2 separate regions of the Mus musculus genome follow, and region 1 is linked to region 2. The links are chromatin loops, found by intact Hi-C in ENCODE. Cell type or tissue: heart. All regions are shown on one strand. Each heading gives the region's core, and the rest is flanking DNA. Links, peaks and the distances in the headings are about the cores only.

Region 1 (6,315 bases), core at 2,396-4,895, 55 kb after region 2:
CGTCGATTGTCAATAGTAAGATTGTCCAATTTTATGGCCCAGTAAGAATGTTTCACTGAGCACTGCATGGAGGGTTGGCTCAGTGTTGAAAGCATATACCCTACTCCAGCACCCCCATGCTGGGTCTCAGCTGTCTATCCAGTTCTGGGGGATCTGACGCCCTTGTCTAGCTGGAGAGACAACTCGGTTGAGAGAGAGAGCACTTGCTGTGTTGATAGAGAACTGGGGTTTGGTTCCAGCACACACACACACACACACACACACACACACACACAATCATCTGTAACTGAAGTTCTAGGGAGTGAATCTGATACCCTCTTCTGATCTCTGTGTGCATATATTGCAGGGGCTTTTTGGGATCCAGCTTGAGGTCTAATTATAAAGACATGGAAAAATTTGTCTAGTATGTGGCTTTTGGCCTTTTGCTGGGGCCGACTCCCAGCTACAAACTAATTTAACCCAACTTCCCTGCCAGTGTGTCCCTCCAAATGGCTCTCTTCACCTCCCTGGGTCTGTCGCTTCTTGTCTGGTAGATCCACCCCTGCCTTCCTGACTTTCCTTTCTGCTATTCCTTCTGCCCCCAGCTCAGCTGCCAACTCTTTTAATTCTTCAAAAAGCCACATTGCAGTCTGAACCATTCAGCAGCAGGACAGCCACCAGTCCATCTCTTTGGATTACTCAGCAGCAGGACAGCCACCAGTCCATCTCTTTGGATTACTCAGCAGCAGGACAGCCACCAGTCCATCTCTTTGGATTACTCAGCAGCAGGACAGCCACCAGTCCATCTCTTTGGATTACCTTTCGCCCATGGTGAGGGCTATGTGATCTCCTTCACGGCAACTTGCTTCTGAACACAATAAATCTCAGAGAATCATCTTTTGGGTAGATGATAAAGGACAAGAATTTACATATAGGAAGCTGGCAAAAGGCTGCTGAGAGGGCAATACCGCTATCCTGACAGCACTTAGCTCTCTGGCCTCACAGCAACTGACAATTAAAAATACCTGGGACACACCTACAAGTCATTTGACACGTGGGGGAAAGTCATCCCAACATGCAATGTCCCAGCAAACCATAACATAAAGTTCCTTAAAAACAGCTTTAAGCCGGGCAGTGGTGGCACATGCCTGTAATCCCAGCACTTGGGAGGTAGAGGCAGGCGTATTTCTGAGTTCGAGGCCAGCCTGGTCTACAAAGTGAGTTCCAGGACAGCCAGGGCTACACAGAGAAACCCTGTCTCGAAAAAAACAAAAAAACAAAAAACAAAAACAAAAAACAAAAACAAAAAAACCCAGCTTTAAGAAATGTGTTTTTTAAAAAGAGAATGTTTGCCCACATCAATGATTAAGAAGCCATTTAGCGGGACATGGTGGCACACAACTCTCCCCTTGCAATGCAAACATGTCACTCACTGCTAGGTGCTAACCAAGCTTTCTTTAAATGTACCTGACCTTTTGTTTGTTTGTTTATTTTGGGTCTCACTGTGTAGCTGTGGCTGGCTTCGAACTCACTGTGTAGACCAGATTGGTTTCCAATTGTCTGCCTCTGCAGGGATTAAAGGTATTGGCACCACTCCCAGCTAAGAGGTTTTGGGTTGTTTGCTTGGTGATGTTTTATTGAGACTGGGTTTTTCTGTGTAACCTTGGCTGTCCTGGAGCTCACTCTGTAGACCAGGCTGGCCTTGAACTCACCAAGATCCACCTGCCTCTGCCTCACAAGTGCTGCAATTAAAAGCATGACACCACACCAGGCTGGGTTGTTTGTTTTAAGATTTATTTTTCATTATTTTTGATTATGTGCATGTGTGTGTGTGTATGTGTGCACATGAGTGCCAGTGCCTGCCCAGACCAGAAGCAGGGATCCCCTGGAAGTGGAGTCACAGATGACTGTAAGCCACCATGTGGGTGCTCAGGAAGACAGGCTTCTTTAGAGTCAAGCATACATGGGTGCAAAGCGGGGTGACCTTCAGGCAGTGCAGCCTAAGGACCCCCGGGTTTCGTCGCGTCTCCTCTGAGCTTCAGCAGATAGATGATCGGTGCACGAAATCCTAAAGACACTTTTTCATGGTCTGCTGTTTCTCCCTTTGTGGTGTTGTCTCTGTTGTCACATAATGAAGAAAACTGGAATTCATAGCACTTTTTCAAAGCCGCTCAGTGTCTCAGCTCCAAAGGTGAGAGAACATTGTAGCCAGTCGCGCTGGCTTTATATTTTCCTGGTCATATGCAAAAATGTACTGGGATTTAGAACTTATGGCGCTTTTTTCATGAAAAGATTTGAATAGCACACACACACACACACACACACACACACACACCCTACATAAAGTTTAATCCTGTCGTGCATCCACCTAGCCAATAAATACTCACTGTGCTCCTAAATGTCAAATAACCAGATTTTAAAAACCTGGTATTGAGAATACAATAAATAAACAACTCTTCAATTCAAGTTCCATGGAATCCAGTCAAGACAGAAGACTAAAAAACAACAAATACAAGTGGTAGTGATGCCAAGGAAATAAAGAGACCAAAAGAAGCAGTTATTTCAAATCATGGCTCTCATTCCAGTACTTAAGAAGCTAAAGCAGGCTTTTAAAATGGGAGGCAGGCAGATCTTGGGGTTCAAGGCCAGCCTGGTCTACAGAGGGAGTTCCAGGACAGCCAACGCCACAGAGAAACCCTGTCTCAAATAAACAAATTCAAAACCATCTTGAGCTAAAAAGACCCTGTTCAAAACCAAACGGTGTGTGTGTGTGTGTGTGTGTGTGTGTGTGTGTATGTGTGTGTGTGTGTAATGTATTACCTCTCTAATATGAAGACCTGAATAGTTACTAACTGAACCAACGTATGGCTGGTTGGCATAAGATTGTAAAGGTAAGCCGGGCGTGGTGGCACACGCCTTTAATCCCAGCACTTGGGAGGCAGAGGCAGGCAGATTTCTGAGTTTGAGGCCAGCCTTGTCTACAAAGTGAGTTCCAGGACAGCCAGAGCTATAACTTTTTGGTCCATATTTTGCCCACTTTAAAGATGAACTGCAAAACTGTGATTATCAGAGACAATAATTAAAAAAAGAAAAGAAAAGAAAAATTTAAGAATGTGAAGAAATCAGCCCGTATAGTGGCGCACGCCGTTATCCAGCATTCAGGACGCAGAGGCAGGTGGATCTCTTCAGTTCGAGGCCAGCCTGGAATAGTGTGAGTTCCAGGGCAGCCAGAGCCATGTAGAGAGACCCCGTTTGGGGTGGGAAAAATGTTGAAATCGATCCATCATATAAATAGATAGGTCATTGCTCATAATTTCTCTTATAAATTAGGCCAGCTGCAGCAAGTCATATGGGACAACCCCGTGAGAATCACGTTCCCCAGGCATGGGGTGAGGTTCTGGTGCGAGGAAGTGTAGCCGAGGATCCGCAGCCTCCCGCTTCAAGGCGGGCAACTGCCCTACAGGCGCTCTCCGGGGTCCGCCGCGAATGTTCCAGGGTGGGCGAGGGCTTTTGGGCACTGGCCGCCTCCAACTCCCGGCATGCCTTGGGTGTGGGCCAAGTGTAGACTCCATTTCCCAGGCTGCCCCGGGCCTCGGCCGCGACGCGCCGGCGCCTATAAGAGGCAGAGCGCTGCAGCCGGAGCCTATTGTTAGCCGGAGCCGGGACGGTTCTGGTCTTCGCTGCCCGGGGAGCCAGAGTGCAGAGCCGCCCGACCCCCGCCGCCTGCCGGCCGGCCCACACACCCTGCAGCCCCGAGAGCCACGCGACGGGCCTGGGAGCCGGCACGCCTCGGTCTCCCCTCCTTGCACACGGGCTGAGTAGGCAGCGGGGGCGGCGGAGACCGTGACGGGAGAAGCGGCTGCGGCGGGGCCGGTAATGGGCCTGGGGTGCGGGGAGGAGGGGTCCGCCTCGTCCTTGCCTGGCAGCAGTTCTCGGGCAGCCGTGGAGCAGCGCTCCGGCGCCGAGCTGTGCGGACTAAGGAGGCGGGGGGCGGGGAGCCGAGGCGCCTCTGGGAAGAGGCGTGAGAGCTAGGGGCGCCGGGGACGCGGGTCGGGCTGCAGGCTAGCTCGAGGGATGGATGGGCGGCTTGGAAGCCGGCTGGATTGCGGCTGACGGCTGAGTTCGGAATGGAGTGGGCAGTGATGTAGGATGGAGGGAAGTGAAGGAAGGGGAGGGGGCCTGGAGGAAAATGTGGGAGGAGTGGTTGGGAATTTGTGAGTAGCAGGCAGGAGGATGTGGAAGGCTGTGGGGACTGCAGAAGATGGAAATGAGCGGGAAGGTTAGCGGGAATCCATGGGTTGAGAGCGGAAGGGTTCTTCAGCGGTGCTGAGGGGAACTGGTGACTTGGCATGTCCCTTCTGCTCTGATTCCCGATGTCTCCCATTTTTTCTGGCGTTGTGTGCAAAAATGAGAGCATCACTTGTCCCGGGTGCTAGCTTGATCCTTTTCGCAGGCCTAAACACGCAGCCGCCTGCCATCCATCCTTTGAGTGCTATGGTCTTGATTCACCCTTTTAGAAGGGTTGAGAGTGACAGTGTGACACAGAAACCATTCTTCAGTATGAAAGGTTAGAAGTTATCCCCAAGAGATGACACTGTTCCCCGTGTCCTCCAGTTTTCGTGGTTAGAACCCCAGCCGATTCACATTCTCCTTTTCTTTGGTGGCTTTAAATTTTACAGATATCCAAAACCAGGGTGTTGGTGTGTGGGAGAGTTATAAATGGCGATATCCTTCCGAGGAGAGTTAATGCGGCATCATGTTCCAGGTCTCTCACAAAGCTCTGTGTCTTCTAGGATGTGGCTTTAATGTAGGAAGCCGAATTCTAACCTAAACGGGGACAACCTGGGGAGTAGAGGAGGGAAGGGGCCTTCTTTAAATACCTAGCTTAAGGAGGAGGTTTACACCGAGTGTCTTCCCACTTCCACGATCTTGGGGATCGCAAGGACACGTAGAGCCATAAGATAGTATTTGCGAATCACCCACAGTATCTTAGAAAGGGGGAACAAGGTAGGGCATCGTACTCAAGTGTTACAGTGTTGCGGTATAACAGGAGCCTCGCTGCCCCAGAGTGTCTGGTAGTCTTCACAGTCCTATAAGAGGTTCCTTGACCTTTGGCAGAATATTGGGTTTGAGTTGGGTGGAAAGATTGTCCCCTGTGTTAGGGTTTTGGAGTCATTTAGGAAAAAGATTCACATTACCCAAGCTTTACAAGAATTCTCTGTGTCCAGAGTTTCCCCTGAACTGTGTTTGTTGTTGATGATTTTGGGGTCAGTGCTCCTCTGCATAGCACTGTCTGTCTTGGAATCCACTGTGTAGCCCTGGCTGGCCTGGAACTCACAGAGATTCACCTGACTCTGTCTCCTTAGTGCTGGGACTGGGCCTGCTTCGCCACACCCAATTTTTGCTATTCTTATATAAGTTGGGATTTGAGGTTTGAGCCCTTATCAGCCTGAAGAAAGCTTAGACTGAGTACTGAAATATGCATGCTGGTTTTATTTGGTGCTAGCCTAATGTCATCTATGTTCTGTAGCTGAGAACTATATATGACCCTTTGGGAATTGTCCAGCTGGAAACAGAAAACACTGTAAGGCATGTTGTCAGTCAGAATGTGTTATATGAAAAAGCTTTTGTATAAAGAGAGATTATTTGTTGTTGAGATGTTTATTTAGATAGCTAAGTATTCTGACTCTCGTTTCTAGCCTCACCCTGGTTATGTCTGTTTCAGTGCTTAGATATAAAACTTAATAAACTGGAGGGGTAGGAGGGGGTTGAGACAGGGTTTCTTGTAGCCTTGCTTAGCTGCAAACTTGAACTCCTGCTCCTCCTGCACACAAGTGCTGGGATTACATGTATAGACCATCATGTGAGGGTTACAGTATCTTTTTGAACTCAGGCATTGATCTTTTTACCAATGGTTAAGGGAGAAGTTGAGCCAATGGGAATGACTGGTTTCTACTTTGGGTTTAAGATGATGTTAATGTGAATAAAAAAAAAATATGGAACTTGTTCTCGTGGTTACTATAGTGATGAATTAGAGTTTTTCTAGGCGGTATGGAACTAGGTGGGACGTTCATGTTACGTACGTCTTTTAACAAGTCAGGCCCACACCAGAGAGGGCTGAGTTGAAAAGCAAACTTACACTGTTTGCCAGGAGATGATGATAGTAGGAATTGGGGCTGCACTTGGTGCACACACTTGAGAGGCTGAAGCACGAGGACCATGTGAGTTCCAGACCTTTCTCAGGAAACAAGCTGGGCCTTCATGCGGCTGAGCTAGCAGCTAAACTCGAAACAATTAAAACAGGTGATTTTACAGGAAGTCTTGCTAACATCTTGA
Region 2 (6,315 bases), core at 1,398-3,897:
GAACGAAGCACACTTCCACAGACAGGGGATGTCTTTGGCCGGCAGAGGCATGTTTATCATGACAATTTAGTTCTAGCCTTACCTTTCTGTTTGGTAAAATAAGTGACATTTACCTTTAGAATTTTTTTTTTTTTAAGATGGGAGGCAGAGGCAGGCAGATCTTTTGACTTCAAGGCCAGTCTGGTGACCTAAGGACCCTAGTGGTATACAGAGTTCCAAGACAGCCCAGGCGACAAAAAGAACCCTGTCTCAACAAACGAGCAAACAATGACTAGAGATGCTAGGTAGACCTGGCTGTTATGGAAATTGCTATGTAGTCTAGACTGTTCTTGAACTTGTGGAGATCCTTCTGCCTCAGCCTACTGAGTGCTAGGTTTTTAGGAACACACAATGCCCTTTTAGGAAGGGATTACAACCCTGTCTTGAGGACTTCTGCAATACTGTTCATAGCATACAGGTATTTTGCCCGTGCTTAATTTTAAAAATGGCCGTAATTAATCCTCAGGAGCAAGGTGGAGGAGGTATGATTTCACCTCCTGCTCCAGGGTCTTCATTATCTAGCCCTGGCTCACCTGGAAATCAGATCTGCCTGCCTCTGTCTCTGGAGTGCTGGGATCAAAGGCATGAACCACTATGCCTGGCTATGGTTGTTCTTGATTTACAGTTTAGTAAATTCAATCTCTTGGAGAATACTCTTAAGTTATCATACTATAAATAAAGATGCCAGCTCTGACTTTGCTCTGCAGATTTTTCCCCAACACTCATTCATCATTGCCTAAAACAAACAAAAACAAAACATCAAAGAACCAACCAAACAGAAACAAAACAACAAGCAAGGTGTAGTGTGCACGCTTTTGATCCTAGCACTCAGGCTGGGGGTGTGGATCTCTCAGTTCTGGGTCAGCTAAAGTTACCTAAAGACCCCGTCTGAACATCAACAAAAACCCCAATAGTTTTCCCTGTTTCCTGCGCGAATGCCTTAGGGAGAAGGGTGAAGATAAGGGAAGGCAAATGGGGAGAGTTTAGGACTGGACACACGGGAACGAAAGTCCCTCCGGGAATGGGAGCGGGAAGCGGAAAGATAGAACCGCAGTTCTGCTCTACTGTCAGGACCGAGAGCCTGCGACCCGGGTTCACGCCTAAGCACTGAGCCCGCCCACTACTCCGGGGGCGGAAGCCTTCGCGTCGATAGCCTATCACCGCTGCGAAGACAGAACCAGTCTCTTCTTCATTGGTAGATGGATGGTGACGTTGCGCCATGGCCGTAGCGGACGTCCTGATTGGTTGGCGCTGGGGGCGGGTTTGCGCTTCGAGTCTGCGCCGAACTTTCGCTGTCCACGCTTCCAGGCGGTCGTGGTGGCTAAGGAGGGTGTGGGGACGGCTCGGAGGAACCCTGGGTTTGTGCTGAGAGCGGAGTGGGGGGGCGGGGAGAAGAATCGGTGACCGGAAGTTATCTGGTTGACCGGAAGCGAGGCCTGAGGGAAAGTGCGGATGCCCGGAGGGAGGAGCTTTCCACCTAGGGGGGCGGAGGGGACGCTCGGAGCGCCCGGTGTCCTGCGCGTCTCCGCTTTGAGGCTGAGCGGAGGACGCCGAGCGACCGACCGGTGGGCTTCAGAGAGCCCGAGTCCGGCTGAGCTCCGGCGGGACCTGGTGCCTCACGATCCCGAGAGCCGAACGGGAGGGATTCCTGTCACCGGGGCTCCCGAGGAGTAGCCAGGGTGCAGCCCGTAGGTCAGGCTTGGGGCGCTGCGCGAGGAGCTGGGTTTGTAGCTGACTTCCACTGTGCTGTCTGCCGGGTAGAGTTACGCTCCGCGCCTTTGTACAGGAGCCGGCGCCTGTTGGGGCAAGGAAGGAGCCGGGATGGCCTGGGCTCTGAAGCTGCCGCTAGCCGACGAAGTGATCGAGTCGGGGCTTGTGCAGGACTTTGATGCTAGCCTGTCCGGCATTGGCCAGGAACTGGGTGCTGGTGCTTATAGTATGAGGTGAGTGAGATGCCTCCCAGACCTTACCTTCTTAATAACAAAGGCAGGATCTTGAAAGGTGGGAGGGCGGCTGTACAGTTTAAGAGAACAGCCTGCAGCTTGGTGGGCAGATTACCCCCCCCCTTACACCTCCCTACCTCCCCCATCCTCTGGTTTGAGTAGTAGTGGTATGGGAGGACAGGAAAGACTCTAGAGTCAACTCTGTAGGGCCCTTGCATCCAGATGGTGTAGGAGACTTGGACACTGACTGTATGCTTGGGTATGTCTGGATTCACGTGAAGAAGGGGCAGTTGAGGGATATCTAAAGAAGTCCGGCAGCTGGGAACTGAGGTTCAAGGTTGACGACTTGTTGGGAAGAGATGGGATACCTTGGACAAGAAGTCCACAGACAGCTGTCTCTTACAACAGACTTGTTTTAAGGTTTTCTTCCAGGGTTCCTGTCTTTGGAAACTTGAGCTGAGAATGTCTAAAAAGTGACAAAGAGGCGCACGCCTTTGATCCCAGCACTCGGGAGGCAGAGGCAGGCGGATTTCTGAGTTCGAGGCCAGCCTGGTCTACAGAGTGAGTTCCAGGACAGCCAGGACTACACAGAGAAACCCTGTCTTGAAAAAACAACAACAACAAAAAAAACCCCAACAACAACAACAAAAAGACAAAAGAAAGACGAGAGTACTAGTGCACAACTGAAATACCAGCACCCAGCACTCAGCAAGAGGGGGATTAGGAGCTCAAGACCATGTTTGGCTACATAGTAAAAAATGGCACCGATAACTTTTTGATGTTCCTAAGCACCTATGCATCAGGCAGAAATATCCTTTTGTTAGGGAAGATGGGTGGGAAACACTGCCCCCCACTGCTGGGAGTTTTCTTCCTCTCAGGAATCACAGCTTAGGGAAAGCTGGAATTTTTTTTATTATTTATTTATTTTTTTGAGACAGGGTTTCTCTATGTAGCCCAGGTTGGCCTGGAACTCAGAGATCTGCCTGCCTCCGCCTCCCAAGCGCTGAGATCAAAGGTGTGAATCACCACAGCCCAGCCTAAAGCTGGATTTTTGACTGTGCCACAGAGAAAGAATTCAGGATAAGTTACTGTGAAGCAGAGTTGGAGTTTATTTAAAGGTCTTCAACAACCATGGGGTCTAAGGCAAAATGAGGTGTGCGCAGGAAAGAAAGGCACACCAGGGAGTGGGGTTCAGGCTTCTCAAAGGGATCATCGCTGTCTTTACAGTAACTATATTTAGTGTTTTTGAAGGCGCCTGAAGTTGTACTTGACAGAATTTTTAAGAAACCTTATAACAGGCCTTGGATCATGCATGGGATTCCTCTTAGGTCCCAAAAGTTTCAGAAATTAAAATGTTTTTTAACTGTCAACAAAAATTTAGCCTTGTTTTGGCGATTGGCAGAAAATACCTGAGAAAGTGGGACGACTATGTTTGAAGGTGACATGGGCTTGGGTTCTAACGTGGATCATTGCCATTTTAGCTTTCTTCTCTAGATAAAGGAATTTTATTTCTTTGTTGATAGTCTTCAGATAAAATATAGTTACTTGTGTTGGAATTTTCCCCTTCCATTTATGTGTGTGTGTGTGTGTGTGTGTGTGCACACCTGCGCCCCATGGCATTTGTGGAGGTCAAGGGGCAGCGTTCAGGAATTGATTTTTGTCCTTCCACTGTGTGGATTCTAGGATGGAACTCAGACTCTCACAGTCTTGGTGGCAAGGACCTTGAATCATCAACTAATTGATTCTTTAGCCACACTCCTTTTTCCTTCCCATTTTCCTATAAGTTTTATTGTCTTTCTCTCCTGTTGTAATTTCCCCTTTGAGACTTTTTTAAAATTATTTTTAAGATTATTTATTTATTATAAATAAGTACACTGTAGCTGTTCTCAGATACTCCAGAAGAGGGCATCAGATTTCGTTACGGATGGTTATGAGCCACCATGTGGTTGCTGGGATTTGAACTCGGGACCTTTGGAAGAGCAGTGGGCGCTCTCAACCACTGAGCCATCTCGCCAGCCCCCCCTCCCCCCTTGAGACTCTTAAGGCTAAAAACCTGTTTTCTAGAACTACTTTGGTGTTGGATAGTGATGCAGACCCTACGTATGCAGGGAGCAAAAGTCTCAACCTATCCAACTTAAGGAGAGCATGAGGAAGCTCAAGCTTGGAGACAATTTGTTTGAAATCTGGAATAGAGGGTGTTGTTACTTGGGACATCAGACCACATAGCAATACAGCCAATATAGCATACATGCATGCGCGCGCGCAAACACACACATACACACACACACACAAAATCTTTACAGTTTATCTTTTATATAGTCTTTTATAAAAAAAAAAGTTAAATAGACTTTTTGTGATGTGCTTAAGCTTGATTGTGTCCTGACTTCTATTTTTTCTATTTTGAAAAATCCTGAGGACCAAATTATGATCTAAAATCTTTTTGCCAGTGATGGTGACACGTGTCTTTAATCCTAGCACTCAGGAGGCAAAGGCAGGTTTGTCTCTCTAAGTTCGAGGCCAGCCTGGTCTACAGAGTGAGTTGCAGGACAGCCAGGGCTACACATAGAAACTGTCTCAAAATAAACAAACAAACAAAAAAACCCTAAATAAATAAAATCCCTTTTTAGGTCTGGGAAGATTCCCAGTGGACCTGCCTTATAAGCACATACCACACAAGAACATCTCAGTTTGAATCCCAGCAACCCCATGAAAAAGCCAGGAATAGCTGCCCCGTGTACGCCTTACTCCACAGTAGCTGCCCCGTGTACGCCTTACTCCACAATAGCTGCCCTGTGCACTTTTCACCCTAGGATCCCCATGCTTCATGGCCTAGCATGCCTATCTGGAGAAATGGTTCAGCGAGAAGATCCTGTCTCAAAGGATAAGACAGTGGTAGAGCAGGACACACCCCTCTGCCTTCGCACATATGCACACATGAGATGTCCTTTCTCATCTAAACATGTTTTCTCTTGAATCTTCTTTACCAAAGGTACCTGTCGTAGGGTTTCTATTCCTGCACAAACATCATGACGAAGAAGCAAGTTGGGGAGGAAAGGGTTTATTCGGCTTACATTTCCATACTGCTGTTCATCACCAAAGGAGGTCAGGACTGGAACTCAAGCAAGTCAGAAAGCAGGAGCTGATGCAGAGGCCATGGAGGGATGTTCTTTACTGGTTTGCCTCCCCTGGCTTGCTCAGCCTGCTCTCTTACAGAACCCAAGACTACCAGCCCAGAGATGGTCCTACCCACAAGGGGCCTTTTCCCCTTGATCACTAATTGAGAAAATGCCTTACAGTTGGATCTCATGGAGGCATTTCCTCAACTGAAGCTCCTTTCTCTGTGATAACTCCAGCTGTGTCAAGTTGACACAAAACTAGCCAGTACAATTGACCCCTTATCAACATGACACATAAACACTAGTAAGTCTCAACCCTTACATTCTTATTCATCCCCAAGATCTAAATAACTTTAAAAGTCCTACAGTCTTTACATATTCTTAAAATTTCAATCTCTTTAAAATAGCCATCTCTTAAAATTCAAAGTCTTTTTACAATTAAAAGTCTCTTAACTGTGGGCTCCACTAAAACAGTTTCTTCCTTCAAAAGGGAAATTATCAGGGCACAGTCACAATCAAAAGCAAAAATCAGTCTCCAACCATCCAATGTCTGGGATCCAACTCACGATCTTCTGGGCTCCACCAAGGGCTTGGGTCACTTCTCCAGCTATGCCCTTTGTAGCACACACGTCATCCTCTAGGCTCCAGATGCCTGTACTCTACTGCTGCTGCTGCTCTTGATGGTCATCTCATGGTACTGTCATCTCCAAAACAATGCGTGACCCCTTCAGTCCTGGGCCTTCAATTGCAACTGAGGCTGCACCTTCACCAATGACCTTCCGTGTCCTCTCAGTGCCGAGCCTCAGCTGTTCTGCGTGACCCCTTCATGCCTTCAAAACCAGTACCACTTGGGTGACCCTTACATATTACCATGTCCCGCTGCAGCAGGAGTACAACCTTGGCTATCTGTGGAACACAGCCTCTTTGTGCTTTCAGAAAATACTTCCCAGAAGATGTCACCTCAATGATGCTGGTCTCTTCTTAATCACCGCTAATTTCTTAGCTCCAGCTATCCAGCATCAATAGTCCCAGTAATGCAAAGTTTTTGCTTTGGTAGTTCTGGTATCTTGTTAATCACAGCTGATTCTTCAGCCCCAGCTAACCAGAACTACAGAATCTTCACAATCAAAACAGCAATGGCCCTGAAAAGAGTGTTTAATTTTCCCTCTGAAATTTCACAAGTCAGGCCTCCATCTTCTGCACTGTTCTCAACATTA

Evidence for each region. Peaks named below come from ENCODE experiments on the same cell type or tissue, not always from the same donor. Only the 100,000 strongest peaks of a DNase experiment are listed, where the experiment ranks them.
Region 1: a loop joins it to region 2, with 2.0 times the contacts of the local background. A loop is called at or near these places in 3 of 42 quality-filtered maps.

The regions. Positions count from the first base shown.
Region 1 is chr15:100,492,571-100,498,885 of GRCm38, reverse strand. It overlaps Csrnp2 (cysteine-serine-rich nuclear protein 2), which reads left to right and starts at 3,647. Exons shown (of 5, transcript NM_153407.2): 1 at 3,647-3,852. It also overlaps a transcript of Tfcp2 not described here. In heart, for the core only: a CTCF peak has its summit at 3,694; a DNase peak (open chromatin) is centred at 3,615; H3K4me3 peaks cover 1,824 bases; H3K27ac peaks cover 1,621 bases.
Region 2 is chr15:100,546,992-100,553,306 of GRCm38, reverse strand. It overlaps Tfcp2 (transcription factor CP2), which reads left to right and starts at 1,299. Exons shown (of 16, transcript NM_033476.3): 1 at 1,299-1,397; 2 at 1,826-1,982. The coding sequence starts at 1,861. In heart, for the core only: CTCF peaks have their summits at 2,827 and 3,863 (motif pointing right); no DNase peak of the experiment used is centred there; H3K4me3 peaks cover 1,500 bases; H3K27ac peaks cover 1,111 bases.